3 separate regions of the Homo sapiens genome follow, and regions 1 and 2 are each linked to region 3. A link is a contact called in ENCODE Hi-C or POLR2A ChIA-PET data. All regions are on one chromosome and are shown on one strand. Each heading gives the region's core, a stretch centred on a gene start or an enhancer-like site at or near the end of the contact. The rest is flanking DNA. Distances are from core to core; before and after follow the strand shown. Region 1 overlaps MARCHF3 (membrane associated ring-CH-type finger 3). Region 2 overlaps PHAX (phosphorylated adaptor for RNA export). Region 3 overlaps LMNB1 (lamin B1).

The links. A loop is a pair of places that touch in the nucleus more often than their neighbours do. ChIA-PET counts read pairs that join two places held with the same protein, here RNA polymerase II (POLR2A). Pooled maps may share reads with other maps.
Region 1: a loop to region 3 is called in a pooled map, with 4 times the contacts of the local background. The contact joins two enhancer-like sites. A Hi-C loop is called at or near these places in 1 of 168 maps with a recorded cell type or tissue (natural killer cell) and 9 of 50 pooled maps. POLR2A ChIA-PET finds 5 or more read pairs at or near these places in 5 of 52 experiments (B cell, OCI-LY7, activated CD8-positive, alpha-beta memory T cell and 1 more).
Region 2: a loop to region 3 is called in a pooled map, with 2.3 times the contacts of the local background. The contact joins two enhancer-like sites. A Hi-C loop is called at or near these places in 1 of 37 single-sample maps with no recorded cell type and 3 of 50 pooled maps. POLR2A ChIA-PET finds 5 or more read pairs at or near these places in 4 of 52 experiments (H1, WTC11, activated CD8-positive, alpha-beta memory T cell and 1 more).

What each region holds. Positions count from the first base shown.
Region 1 is chr5:126,970,309-126,974,714 of GRCh38, reverse strand. All of the region lies in intron 1 of MARCHF3 (membrane associated ring-CH-type finger 3), which reads left to right. Among named protein-coding and RNA genes, the nearest start is that of MARCHF3, 58 kb to the left of the region's middle. RefSeq lists enhancers at 2,092-2,141, 2,162-2,251. Within about 2 kb of position 2,259, at least 9 of the 41 ENCODE cell types and tissues checked have a DNase peak (open chromatin) inside an H3K27ac peak, as active enhancers do; they include B cell and OCI-LY7, where a contact is called at or near this core.
Region 2 is chr5:126,621,352-126,625,784 of GRCh38, reverse strand. It overlaps PHAX (phosphorylated adaptor for RNA export), which reads right to left. Exons shown (of 5, transcript NM_032177.4): 5 at 1-1,210. The coding sequence ends at 941. Among named protein-coding and RNA genes, the nearest start is that of SPMIP10, 8.1 kb to the left of the region's middle. RefSeq lists a silencer at 782-982. Within about 2 kb of position 1,449, at least 5 of the 41 ENCODE cell types and tissues checked have a DNase peak (open chromatin) inside an H3K27ac peak, as active enhancers do.
Region 3 is chr5:126,806,934-126,811,264 of GRCh38, reverse strand. LMNB1 (lamin B1) reads right to left here. Exons shown (of 11, transcript NM_005573.4): 4 at 915-1,085. Among named protein-coding and RNA genes, the nearest start is that of LMNB1, 32 kb to the right of the region's middle. Within about 2 kb of position 2,649, at least 3 of the 41 ENCODE cell types and tissues checked have a DNase peak (open chromatin) inside an H3K27ac peak, as active enhancers do; they include B cell and OCI-LY7, where a contact is called at or near this core.

The DNA of each region.
Region 1 (4,406 bases), core at 1,010-3,509, 160 kb before region 3:
CCGTAACTTGTGTGTGGTGATCTGAAATCTTGGTCAAGATTCCCTGAAATCCACTTTTAAATGAGTTCATCTGACAAACAGTGCTAGAAAGGCCCTACCTTTGATCAACGCAATGATTTTGATTTCAGAACCTCCAACTGAGGTTCCTAATCATTCCTTTGGTAACAGAGAGTTTTGAACAAAATACAAGGGCAAGAGTATCAGGAAAGGTTACTTTTTTTTCCCTCTGCCTCTGATTACCCAGAGAGCAACAGTGAAAAATATGGAGGAGAAGAGCAGAGGGCTCTTTTGGTCCAATAACAGAATTCAGAAGTAGGACACACTGGGGAGGCTTCTGCCTCCTGCAGTGGTTTTCTCCAGGATTTTTTACCCTCACTTAGGTGTAGCCTTGACAGGAAAGGATGGGGGCCAGGAGCCTGGACCATCATTCCCAGCAATCTGACCTGCTTGAGGGAGGGAAGGGTCCCCATCCATCTTTTCTTCATTCTGGGCACCTCACTTTAAAAAATAGATTTTGCGGCCGGGCGCGGTGGCTCACGCCTGTAATCCCAGCACTTTGGGAGGCTGAGGCGGGTGGATCATGAGGTCAGGAGATCGAGACCATCTGGCTAACAAGGTGAAACCCCGTCTCTACTAAAAAATACAAAAAATTAGCCGGGCGCGGTGGCGGGCGCCTGTAGTCCCAGCTACTCGGGAGGCTGAGGCAGGAGAATGGCGTGAACCCGGGAAGTGGAGCTTGCAGTGAGCCGAGATTGTGCCACTGCAGTCCGCAGTCCGGCCTGGGCGACAGAGCGAGACTCCGTCTCAAAAAAAAAAAAAAAAAAAAAAAAAAAAATAGATTTTGCTTAATATTCTGGATAGAAAGTATTCCTCTTACAGATCCTTCAGTCTCCAACTTATATTTATGCCTGAAAATAATGTTCTTTATGGCCATCACCTTAGGCAATTTGGATGGTGATGAACTACAAAAACGTATATATGTTCTTACTAATACGGATAACTTACTGCTTTATCATTGCACAGAGGCAGTAATCCACATCTCTTTCCTAGCACTACTGAAGTAGGTAGAGTCATTACAATGCATTTTAGTCAAAAGGAATGTGAGAGTTGAGGATCATTGCCCCCAAATTCTCTCTGCCACCCTCTGCACTTCTGCAATTGTCTGCTTTAGCATCTAGCTAGGTGAGCTCAGATGTGGTCTGAATTAAGAGCAGTGTGACCTCAGAGCTGCCAGGTTTGCAGGCGCCTCCCCTACAGGTGGAAGCTATACTTCTGGATTGCTCCACCTGGCAGGAACCCCAGAGAGGTGGAATTCCATGCGTTGTGCTCGGACCTCCACAAACTGCAGGCTGATACAGAATGTGTTTACTGGGTTAGTGCAACCTAGCATGCAAACGTGGACACAGGATAGTCACAACTCCCACAGCAGCCTAAAGGAACTATGCAGGTCAGGTTGTGAAATGGCACCCAGAGTTATTTAGAAGGGCGTTTGGAATTCATAACGAGGTTGGTTTTGTTTTAAACCCTACTGTTGTCCTGGTAGGAAACAATGAGTGTTGATTACATTTTATTCTACTTAACATCAGTGCTTCTCAAGGGAGATATTGGTGACATGGAATTAGGTCTTATATTCAGGCATATAGCAAAAATAAATAAAGAACCTGGGGAGAAGATATTAAAATTTTAAGTAAAAGTGGAAATGAGACTACGAACAAAGGCAAAGAGAAAGAATATTTTAAACTGATATATCATGTGATATAGAGACATTAGCATACACTTTTGTTGGGTACGGGGAGAAATGTGGTATATAAATTATGCCAAAATCAAATTTTTCTCCATTGCTGGAGTGTATTTGGGATGGGTTTCAAAACTCTCTCAAATATACAGGGTTTTTTTGGTGTTTTTTTTACATCCTGTTTCAACATCCAGGGTCTAGACATTGGACTTCCTTCAAACAAGAGGCCAGTGAGAATAAATTTGAGCATGCAGTTGTTAAAACCACTCTCTTCCTCCACGTAGCTCTTGACAGCAGCTGCAGAAAATGAAACCTGTTGGGGGTGGAAGTGGATGGAGGTAAGGCAGTCTCAGATGGGAGGAATATGCTGATAGAGGAATCTGACCCTCAATTAATGAATGGCATCAACACCTTTCATGTTGAATGGCACACCCGAGGCCTGGGTGAGACAAGCAGGGAGAGAAGAGAAAGATCATATCTTGTTAATTGACCTCATCTCACCTCCTCCCCCATAAAAGCACATGACTTGTAACACAGAACTTCCTTTAATTTCATCAGACTACCTTGCCCAGAAACGAAGCACAGTAGTGATTATGAATGAACAGATACTTTGCCCCTACCTCTTGCCATTATCTCTTCCATAAACTTACTTAGGGAAAGCTAACATGAATCTCACTTCCTGGTTTTTAGGGGGTGATTTGAGGTTCTGGGAATTTTTTTTTTTTTTTTTTTTTAGTTCTTTAATTTTAAGCAGTCAAACACTCTGTTCCAAACAGAATGCAAATCCCACTCGTTGTACTCCTAACTTTGTATTATAAATGTTGGACTCTGTGAAAGCAGCAAGAGTAATGGTATAACTGGTGTGGATAATGACAGCTTTTGGTCTTGGAAAAGAAAAAAATGAAAAGACTTGTTCAGAATTGCAGAGCCAGGGAGTCTGGCAGTTTTTTCTCATATTTCTAGGTGATAGACAAATTGTTAGTTACCACATGTATAATTTATTAGTAATTGCTCTAATTTGCCTCCTAAGTTTCTAAGTTGCCGGTTCACTGAGATCAACTGTTTTGTACCCATAAAATAAGAATCATATGGTAATTTAATGAAGTAGCTAGCCAGTTAGCATGGTTTCTGTGCAAATGCAGTATTACCCTTGCAATTTAGAAAAGGGGGAGAGGAATAACAGTGTCAAACTTCTTAGAAGCCTAGTGACTAATTGTCACTTACTGGGATTAAAATGCTACACCCACATTTTCCTCTTGTGGACATATGGACACTAAGATAACTGTCTTTCCTTTGGGTTGTGTTGCAGTCTCTTTAAAACAAAATGCTTCCTTCCTCCTGGGAGCAGTGTAAGAGCTGCTGAGTGAAGGAAGCTGGATCCCTCCCATGGGTGATCTCTGGGAGAGAGGCCTAGAGCCTGCTAATGAAGTTAGAGCACAGCTTAAGGTACAATAGACCTGCTGCAAGGATGTTGGGGATAGGGTCAACATAGAACATTTGTTTTTTCTTTTCTTTTTTTTTTTTTTTTTTTGAGACAGAGTCTCGCTCTGTCACCCAGGCTGGAGTGCAGTGGCGCGACCTCGGCTCACTGCAACCTCTGCCTCCCGGGTTCATGCCATTTTCCTGCCTCAGCCACCCGAGCAGCTGGGACCACAGGTGCCCACCACCACGCCCGGCTAATTTTTTGTATTTTTAGTAGAGACAGGGTTTCACCATGCTAGCCAGGATGGTCTTGATCTCCTGACCTCATGATCTGCCCGCCTCGGCCTCCCAAAGTGCTGGGATTACAGGTGTGTGCCACCGCGCCCTAGCCTGTTTTTTCTTCTTAAAGCAAGCATTCTACTTCTCTCCAAACGTAATTAGTTGACTTCAGGTATGGCTATAAGAACATAAATGCAAAAATTTCTTCTTATGGCCAGACTGTCAGATTTCTCTCTGTTCTTGAATTTTCTCAACCTACCAACAATAAATTGTCTACTTATCTTTTAAACTCAGGAGCCAAACAAGCAGAGTCCTCATTCTGCTTCATGTGACATCAGCAAGACTGAACTCTCCTCTGCTTGCTGTGCTCTGTTCTTGCTGGTTTGTAAGTGGCAGCAATCATAAGAGGCAGGAACACAGCTTCCCATTTGTTTTTCAGGTTTAAGCTGTGGTTTTGGAAATGACAGGAAGTAGGAAAATGAAGCTTTTGGCTGGCCTTTGAAGAAACTGGAAGTAGAGGTGACAGAATACATGCGGATTGCTCTGGACCTTTTTGGAAAATCACTCTTTTGCCCAACACAGTTGGCAACCATCCTGGGACCGATAAAATTCCTTTGCACTTCATCAGAATTTAACTTTGGCTTAATCTGTCAAAGTCACAACCACATCTCTCAAGAGTACCATTTGGCCACAAGTCAAATACATTATCACAAACACATTAGATGTTCCTGAATAGCATTCCTAACCCATAGCTGATGTCCACATTCATCGAGCAAGATCAAATACCAAAAGAAAAAAAAAAAAGAAAAAAAGTAATTTAATCCATGCTAATTTTATTGAAATCAAGACACTTTCCTAAGTGGACAAATTTTTAGAAAAAGAGCATAAGCCAGCTGGGCGCAGTGGCTCACACCTGTAATCCCAGCACGTTGGGAGGCTGAGGTGGGTGTATCATCTGAGGTCAGGAGTT
Region 2 (4,433 bases), core at 200-2,699, 180 kb after region 3:
AGCTGCAGTAAGCTGAGATCCTGCCACTGTACTCCAGCCTGGGTGACAGATCAAGACTCTAACTAAAAAACCCCCCAAAAAACAAATAGTTACTTGGAAAACTTCCGACATTTATTTACTTCTGGACAAACAAATGAGTGGGAAGAATCATCAGTATACACCTCTTAATTGTATTTTTTTTTTTTTTTGAGACAGAGTCTTGCTCTGTCGCCCAGGCTGGAGTACAGTGGTACGATCTCAGCTCACTGCAACCTTTGCCTCCCGGGTTCAGGTGATTCTCCTGCCTCAGCCTCCCGAGTAGCCGGGATTATAGGCATGGAGAACCACACCTGGCTAGTTTTTGTATTTTTAGTAGAGATGAAGTTTCACCATGTTGGCCTGGCTGGTCTCAAACTTCTGACCTCAAGTGATCTGCCCGCCTTGGTCTCCTAAAGTGTTGGGATTACAGGCGTGAGCCACCGTGCCTGGCCAATGTTAGTTTTTATCCTTAAAATTGCCTGAGTTCTTAGAACACAGAAAAAACAAATTTGAATGCATTTCTAACAGCTTAATAATTTATATGTCCCATTATGATTTTAGCGGAATGTTTTAAAGCAAAGCATAATTCACTGCAAAGATAAACCTGAAAAAGCAAACAAACTTACAAATGGTATGTTATGACCTAGACAAAACTGATTATCAACTAGTAATACTCATAATTAGCACATGCAACAGATTGAGAAATTAAATCCTGTGCTATATACTCTTAAGTATTTTGTCAGATATATCTTTAAATGTTCTATCAATTGCATTCCTTTCCACACATATTTTAAACAAGAAAACAATTGTCTTTCCTCCAGATTCTCATGTTTATCAGTGCAAAACGTTGCAATCTCAGTAAAAATGGTTTATTACAATGTTATTTTAGAAAGGCTTAGTCCTCAAACTGTTGAAAATGTACTTAAAAGATGTCCAAATCATGAGAATGATCAACTTCAATGGCTTCCTCTGCCTCCAACTTGGCTTCTGCATGTCCTTCCTGTGACTCATCAAGAGAGGCCAAGGCCTCATTCGTGTCACTTGCAAAAGTTTCTCGTGATGTATCATCATCTTCTTGAAAATTTAGACTTTTAATAGCTTGTTTCATCTTTTTCCCCAACACTTGTGTTCTCCTCTTCCTAGCAGCTTTTTTATTTTCATATTCCTTTTGGTTTTCAATGTAGAAAATGTCCTGTAATAAAGGAACAAAGTTAGTAAACAAGAACTACCACGTTATTAAAGGTTTATTCCATGACTGTCCCTTTAAAATCATTATCTCCATTTCTTACAAAAAATACAAGTATTATTAGGCTCATTATTAAGATGGAGTTCAAGATATTAAGTAAGTACTCATTGCAAGATTGAAACTGATTTAAACCCAGCCTAGTGTTAGGTTTAGGGCCCATGCTTATTCTACCTTAATGTATCATCTCTACAGTTAAAAATTTCCTAAATGAAGGCTGGGCATGGTGACTCATGCCTGTAATCCCAGCACTTTGGGAGGCGGAGGTGGGTGGTTCACTTGAGGTCAGGAGTTGCAGACCAGCCTGGCCAACATGGTGAAACCCTGTCTCTCCTAAAAATACAAAAAGTAGCCGGCTGTGGTGGCACACACCTGTAGTCTCAGCTACTAGGGAGGCTGAGGCAGGAGGATCATTTGAACCCAGGAGACAGAGGTTGCAGTGAGCCGAGACTGTGCCACTGCACTCCAGCCTGGGCAGCAGAGCGAGACTGTGTCTCAAAAAAAAAAAAAAAAAACCCAAAACCAAACCAAAACAAAAAGTCAAAAAGTTTTGGAGCATTTTGGATTTTCAGATTAGGGATTGTCAACCTGTACTAAAACAGAGACGGTTCAAAGGTTTAAAAAAGAAGCTAGTGTAGGCAGGACACACTTCTGGGACCCTATTATCTCCTGGGCAGGGATTCCAAAAAGCTCAAGCCAAGCCAGTCCCTGTTATATTCTTAAAGAATACAAATCCCAATCCCTTCTTGTTTATAAAAAGCACTATGGAAGATGGTGGGATGAAGGAGACTCTCTCCTAAAATTTATGCTAAATAGTTACAAGCAGCACACAGAATTAACAGAGGAAGGTGTAAAGATCTTTGAAATGAAGAGGTAAGGGGAAACTTCAGAATATGAGTGTTTTGATGAAGAGAAATAAGAAAAGTATTTGCTAAAGAGGAGGAACTGAGGAGGGAGAAGGAGGGTACATACGTGAGAAAAGACAAAGGTAAATTCAGAATATAATGAGGCTTGCTACCAGTTATCAAGTGAGTACTTTTACGTACCAGGCATTTTGCTAAGGACTTTACACACACATTAACTCATTTCGTCCTCACAAAAGCCTTATGAGGTAGTTAACTATCCTTGTTTTCAGATGTGGAAAATGAGGCACAAGATTACAGGGCTACCATGTGAAGGTATGAAGTCTGAACTCACATATGATTTCTCTAATATTCTCCTTTTTAAAAGTTTTTGATAGAGATGGGGCCTCGCTGTCACCCAAGCTGGAGTGCAGTGTATAATTATACCTCACTGCAGCCTCGAATTCCTGGACTAAAGCAATCCTCCCGCCTCAGCATCCCAAGTAGCTGCTGATTTCTCCTACATTCTTATTTTTTTTCTTCTTCTTTTTTTTTTGAGACAGAGTCTGGCTCTGTCACCCAGGCTGGAGTGTAGTCGTCTGATCTCGGCTCACTGCAATCTCCATTTCCAGGGTTCAAGCAATTCTCATGCCTTGGCCTCTAGAGTAGCTGGAACTACAGGCGTGAGCTACCACACCTAACTATATTTTGTATTTTTAGTGGAGATGGGGTTTCTCCATGTTGCCCAGGCTGGTCTCCAACTCCTGGCCTCAAGTGACCCACCTGCCTCGGCCTCCCAAAGTGCTGGGATTACAGGGGTAAGCCACCGCGCCCGGCCCAATGTTCTTAAAATCTATTATACTGCCTTCACAAAAGTGTGATGATTTGCAATTTTTTCCAAGAGTTCACTTACCTTTAATTCAAAGAATATGAAGAAGCCACAGTAGAAGCATTTTCATTTTATATGGAAGCATATCCAAGCATCTTGCTAAGAATTCTAAGTAGTATAATGCTTGGTAACACTGAGTAAATTTTACGAAACTGCCCTTTTCTCTCCAAATATGGCAAGCCTTATTAAAAAGAAACTTTGGCCAGGTGTGGTAGCGCATTCTTGTAATCCTAGCATTTCAGGAGGCCGAGGTGGTCAGATCACTTGAGGTCAGGAGTTCGAGACCAGCCTGGCCAATATGGTAAAACTCCATCTCTACTAAAAAAAAAAAAAAAAAAAAAAAAAAAAAATACAAAAATTAGGCTGGGTTTGCTGGCTCTCGCCTGTAATCCCAGCACTTTGAGAGGCTGAGGCGGGCGGATCACGAGGTCAGGAGATCGAGACCATCCTGGCCAACATGGTGAAACCCCATCTCTACTAAAATACAAAAAATTAGCTGGGCATGGTGGTGCGAGCCTATAATCCAAGCTACTTGGGAGGCTGAGGCAGGGGAATCACCTGAACCCGGGAGGCAGAGGTTGCAGTGAGCCGAGAGCGCGCCACTGCACTCCAGCCTGGCGATAGAGCAAGACTCCATCTCAAAAAACAAACAAACAAACAAAAACACAAAAATTAGCCAGGCGTGGTGGCGGGCACCTGTAATCCCAGCTACTTGGGAGGGTGAGGCAGGAGAATTGCTTGAACCCAGGATGAGCCAAGATCTCACCACTGCACTCCAGCCTGGGCAACAGAGCTAGGAGACTCCGTCTCAAAAATTAAAAAAATAAACAATAAACAAAATAAAAACAAACTTCATTCCCATGCGTTATGAATTTAATAGAACAAAGTGGGAAATGGTCCCCAAAATGTTGTTGCAACATGTTGTTAATATCTTTATCACAAATGCAGACAGGTAATTTGAGGGAAAATTTCCCCCCTCCCATCCATATCTATATATACTTAACTCTCCAAGTTAAGGATCTAACTCTAGTGTTTTAGCTGAGCTTTTTTTTTTCTTTGAACAAAGCAAATAAAGTTTTAACTATTGCTTTTTTCCTTCAGAAAACTTTGTATTTTTCAAAACAAAACTTAATTGTGAGGTCATGTACCCAAATGGAATTTTAAAACAGGAAAACAAACTTAGTCAAGTTCTGGCTTCTAAGTTCTACATATGGTGACTGTTAGCAATATAGCAATTAAAAGAATAATTATAACATCATCATTTAGGTGGCATCTGAAATAAATGATCTATAATAAAATTTTATTGGTCAGGCATGGTGGCTCACACCTGTAATCCCAGGACTTTGGGAGGCCCAGGCAGGAGGATTGCTTAAGGCCAGGAGTTTGAGACTAGACTGGGCAATATAAGACCCTGTCTCTACAAAATATTTTAAAAATAAGC
Region 3 (4,331 bases), core at 1,400-3,899:
TGTGTGTCTCAGGGACATGCTCCTGTGTCTCCTCCCTGGCTCCCTGTGAGGCCACAGTCTGTGACGGATCCTTACTTTAGCTCCTTCACTGTATAGCTCAATGTGTGATATTAGATAAATGTTATACAACTGAAGTTACTGCTTATAATAAGATCTTTCACTTTCACTAACTGCTACTTCATACAATAGATAAAAAGCAACATGAACAGTTTAAAGCCATGCAATGAAAATTTTCAATAACTCTGTGACTCTAATATTCTAAGTCAACCACAAAAAAGTCTTTTTAATCAAATCATGTAACATTTAAAACACAAGGCAAAATCATTTACCAGGGAAAGCCTGTACTAGTTGGTGATTTTTATGAATTCTTGTAAGGTCAGCTAATATAAGTGGGAAGTTTCTACAATATTTTTTTAAGTGAATAATAGTGACAGAAGAAGAAATAGCAGAGACTTTCCATTTGGCCCTTATGCAAAAAAGCCGGAAGTGTGGTAGTCACAATCTATGCACAATGATGACATGAAAGTGAGATCTAATGCAGTCTGACATTCATTCATTACTAAATGGATGTTTATGTAGGACAGCATGATCAGTACTTGTTATTGGAAGAAAGTTATTTCACATGGTTTGGGTTCAACTACTATGGCATAGTACGAATGATCAATGGGACAAAAAGACAAAACCTAACCTCTAATAAAATTGCAACAACCCTACATTCTTCTAGTAATTTTTAATAACATTTAGTTTATAGAAAACTGCACTTTTTTGAAAAAATCAATTTTCTATATATTTCATGGAGACTAGGGGAATCATTTTTAAAAACTAGAACAAAATAAACATAAAGCCATGTTCATCATGGGAATTGTGAAGTAATGATTTTAAGTGTTCAAAAGAATCTTCTGAAGAGAGCTCACTTTGGCATGGTAAGTCTGCTCCAGCTCCTCCTTATACAGCCTCACTTGGGCATCATGTTGCTCTCTCATCTCATGAAGGGCTTGCGCCAGCTTGTACTCATACTCAATTTGACGCCCAGAATCCACCTCTACCAAGCGCGTTTCATGCTTCCTTCTGGTCTCGTTAATCTCCTGGGGAAAAAACAAAAAGCATAAAGCCAAGCTACTTACCATGGCTGCATTGGTACACATCTGAGTGACATCACAGCCATCTGAAGTTTTACACACGAACTTCCTCCTGTTTGTCCTCAGGCGGTCATGTGAATAAACACTTTTTTGCCTCTTAGTTTTCAGTTGAGGTTTTTGAAATGGAACTAATGACAGAAGTGGTAGCATCTCAAGCCTTAGGAACTTTCTATTCCTTTTCAGGAGCATAGCTATTTATTTTTCTGAAGCCAAGGAAAGGCCTGGATGGCCTACTAAAACTATCTGCAATCAAGGATTTATACACAGTATACTATACTAAACACTAAGCAAAAATTATTTTTCTGAATTGTTTCATTGATAATCTTAAGAACATCTCTGAAAAAACAGCACATGGAAAGTTAAACTTAACAGTTGTGATAAATTCATGTAAAGATTTATGTGAAATGAAACTATTTTCTTTTCTTTTCTTTTCTTTTCTGAGATAGAGTATCACTCTGTCGCCCAGGCTGTTGTGCAATGGTATGATCTCAGCTCACTACAACCTCCGCCTCCCGGGTTCAAGCAATTCTCCTGCATCAGCCTCCCTAGTAACTGGGATTACAGGCACATACCACCATGCCCAGCTAATTTTTGTATTTTTAGTAGAGATGAGATTTCCCCATGTTGGCCAGACTGGTCTCAAACTCCTGACCTCAGGTGATCCATCTGCCTCAGCCACTCAAGTTGCTGGGATTACAGGTGTGAACCACCTTGCCCAGCCATAAAACCATTTTCTTAGACATAATAATAGGCAGCACAAGCTAATTTACATGACTTCTTTAAAAGCCGGTATTAAGCTATCATTATCAAGTGACACAGGATCTTATTAACAATATTAGTTGACTAACTCAAATATTTATGAAAAATTTACCATTGAAGAATAGAAGTAGTTGTCATGATCCTTTCCTTTACTCTGTTTTAAGGAAGTGTCTAAATAAAATTAGAATGGAAGGCTGGGCGCGGTGGCTCACGCCTGTAATCCTAGCACTTTGGGAGGCCAAGGCAATCAGATCACCTGAGGTGAGGAGTTCAAGACCAGCCTGGCCAATATGGTAAAACCCTGTCTCTACTAAAATACAAAAATTAGTCAGCCATGATGGAGGGTGCCTGTAATCCCAGCTACTCAGGAGGCTGAGATGGGAGAATCACTTGAACCTGGGAGACGGTGGTTGCAGTGAGCCAAGATCGCACCACTGCATTCCAGCCTGGGCAGCTGAGCTGGACTCCGTCTCAAAAAAAAAAAAATAATAATTAGAATGGTAATATCTGAAGAAGCCACAAGAGGGAAGTATAACCCACCAAAGTTGCTGTTTGTGTATATTAGCGCATGTATTTTCCTTTGCATTTCTTCATCTTTCTCTTAACTACTACACAGGAGCATGCACTTGACAAAATCTGAAAAATCAGAAAAATCAGGAGGATTCTGCTATCACCTTCCCAGAGATCACATCTATTTCATGAAGCAAATAATACCTAAATCACAAAAATACTGAAGAGTGACTGCTAATGGTTTGTTCTTTGTCTACCTCCTCCTTCCTCTTTCGTCTTTCTCCTTCCTTTTTTCCCCCAACTGTTCATAATAAGGAAGTTAGATATTATTACTGAATATATATCATGAATGTAAAAAAAAAAAGTTAAGGCCAGCGTAGTGGCTCACACCTGTAATCCCAGCACTTTGGGAGGCTGAGGCGAGTGGCTCACCTGAGGCCAGGAGTTTTAGACCAGCCTGGCCAACATGGTATTACTTAGTAAAAAGTAAGGAAAAAAAAAAAAAGTTAGCCAGTTGTGAGGGTGTGAACCTGTAATCCCAGCTACTCGTGAGGCTGAGGCACAAGAATCATTTGAATCCAGGAGGCACAGGTTGCAGTGAGCCAAGACCGTACCACTGCACACCAGCCTGGGCAACAGAGTGAGACTCTGTCTCACACAAAAAAATTTTTTTTAAAGTAAAAAAGGCCAGGTGCGGTGGCTCACAACTATAATCCCAGCACTTTGGGAGGCCGAGGCAGATGGAGCACTTGAGTTCAGGAGTTCGAGACCAGCCTGGCCAATGTGGTGAAACCCTGTCTCTACTAAAAATACAAAACTTAGCCGGGCATGGTGGCACATGCCTGTAGACCCAGTTACTCCAGAGGCTGAAGCAGAAGAATCGCTTGAACCCAGGAGGTGGAGGTTGCAGTGAGCCAAGATCGTACTACTGCACTCCAGCCTGGGCGAGAGAGCAGGACTCTGTCTCCAAAAAGAGTTAAAAAAAACAAAAACAAAAACAAAACTGAAGAGGACTATCTTAACATCCATTCTCAAAAAGGCAAAGGCCAAAAATTCAAAGATGCTATGCACTCTAAAAATATTAAATTACTTTTTACTGATGCTATTTTTTATATAGAACCAGTGACCTTACAAAGAAAAAAAACCCTACTCCTGGTTGTCTACACACAACATCAGAAATAAGTAATGATAAATCACAATTTTTACAAAACAAAACAAAAATGTAAGTCAACCTCATATCAAAATATCTGCTTTAACAAAGCAACACTTAGTAACAATTATATGACAGCACTTGCTACAGTATCCAAAGAGTTTTCACACACAGTATTCCACTTTGATCCTTACCACTCATTGAAGAAAAAAATAGCAGTATTAGTATTTCATTTTAAATAAGAAACTGACACTAAGAGTTGTCCAAGGTCTGACTGCTTGTCTGGTGCACCTTGCACTAATATCTATTTTGTTTAAAGCCTGTAATTTTAAAAAATAATCAGATTTCTATTATTTTTCCTCCAACTAAAAAACTGGTTTGCTAACTGCTACAATGAATTCCTATTTGCACTGTTTTCAAAATTACACTACTTCTAAAAACATTAAGCCTAGCACATTAACAGCATGTTCTCCCCCATGAGTTGATTTCAACCCTCTACAATTTTCATGAAATATACATTCCCCTTTCCTCAATTTTATTACTTCCTTTGTTTGACAACGGTTTTGCCCCTGCCCCTTGACCACAGCAGTTAAGGCTTATAAGTGATATTTTAAGATTTCCACATGAGTGAGCCGGGCACGGTGGCTCACGCCTGTAATCCCAGCACTTTGGGAGGCTGAGGCGGGCCAATCACAAGGTCAGGAGATTGAGACCATCCTGGCTAACACGGTGGAACCTCGTCTCTATTAAAAATACAAAAAATTAGCAGGGCG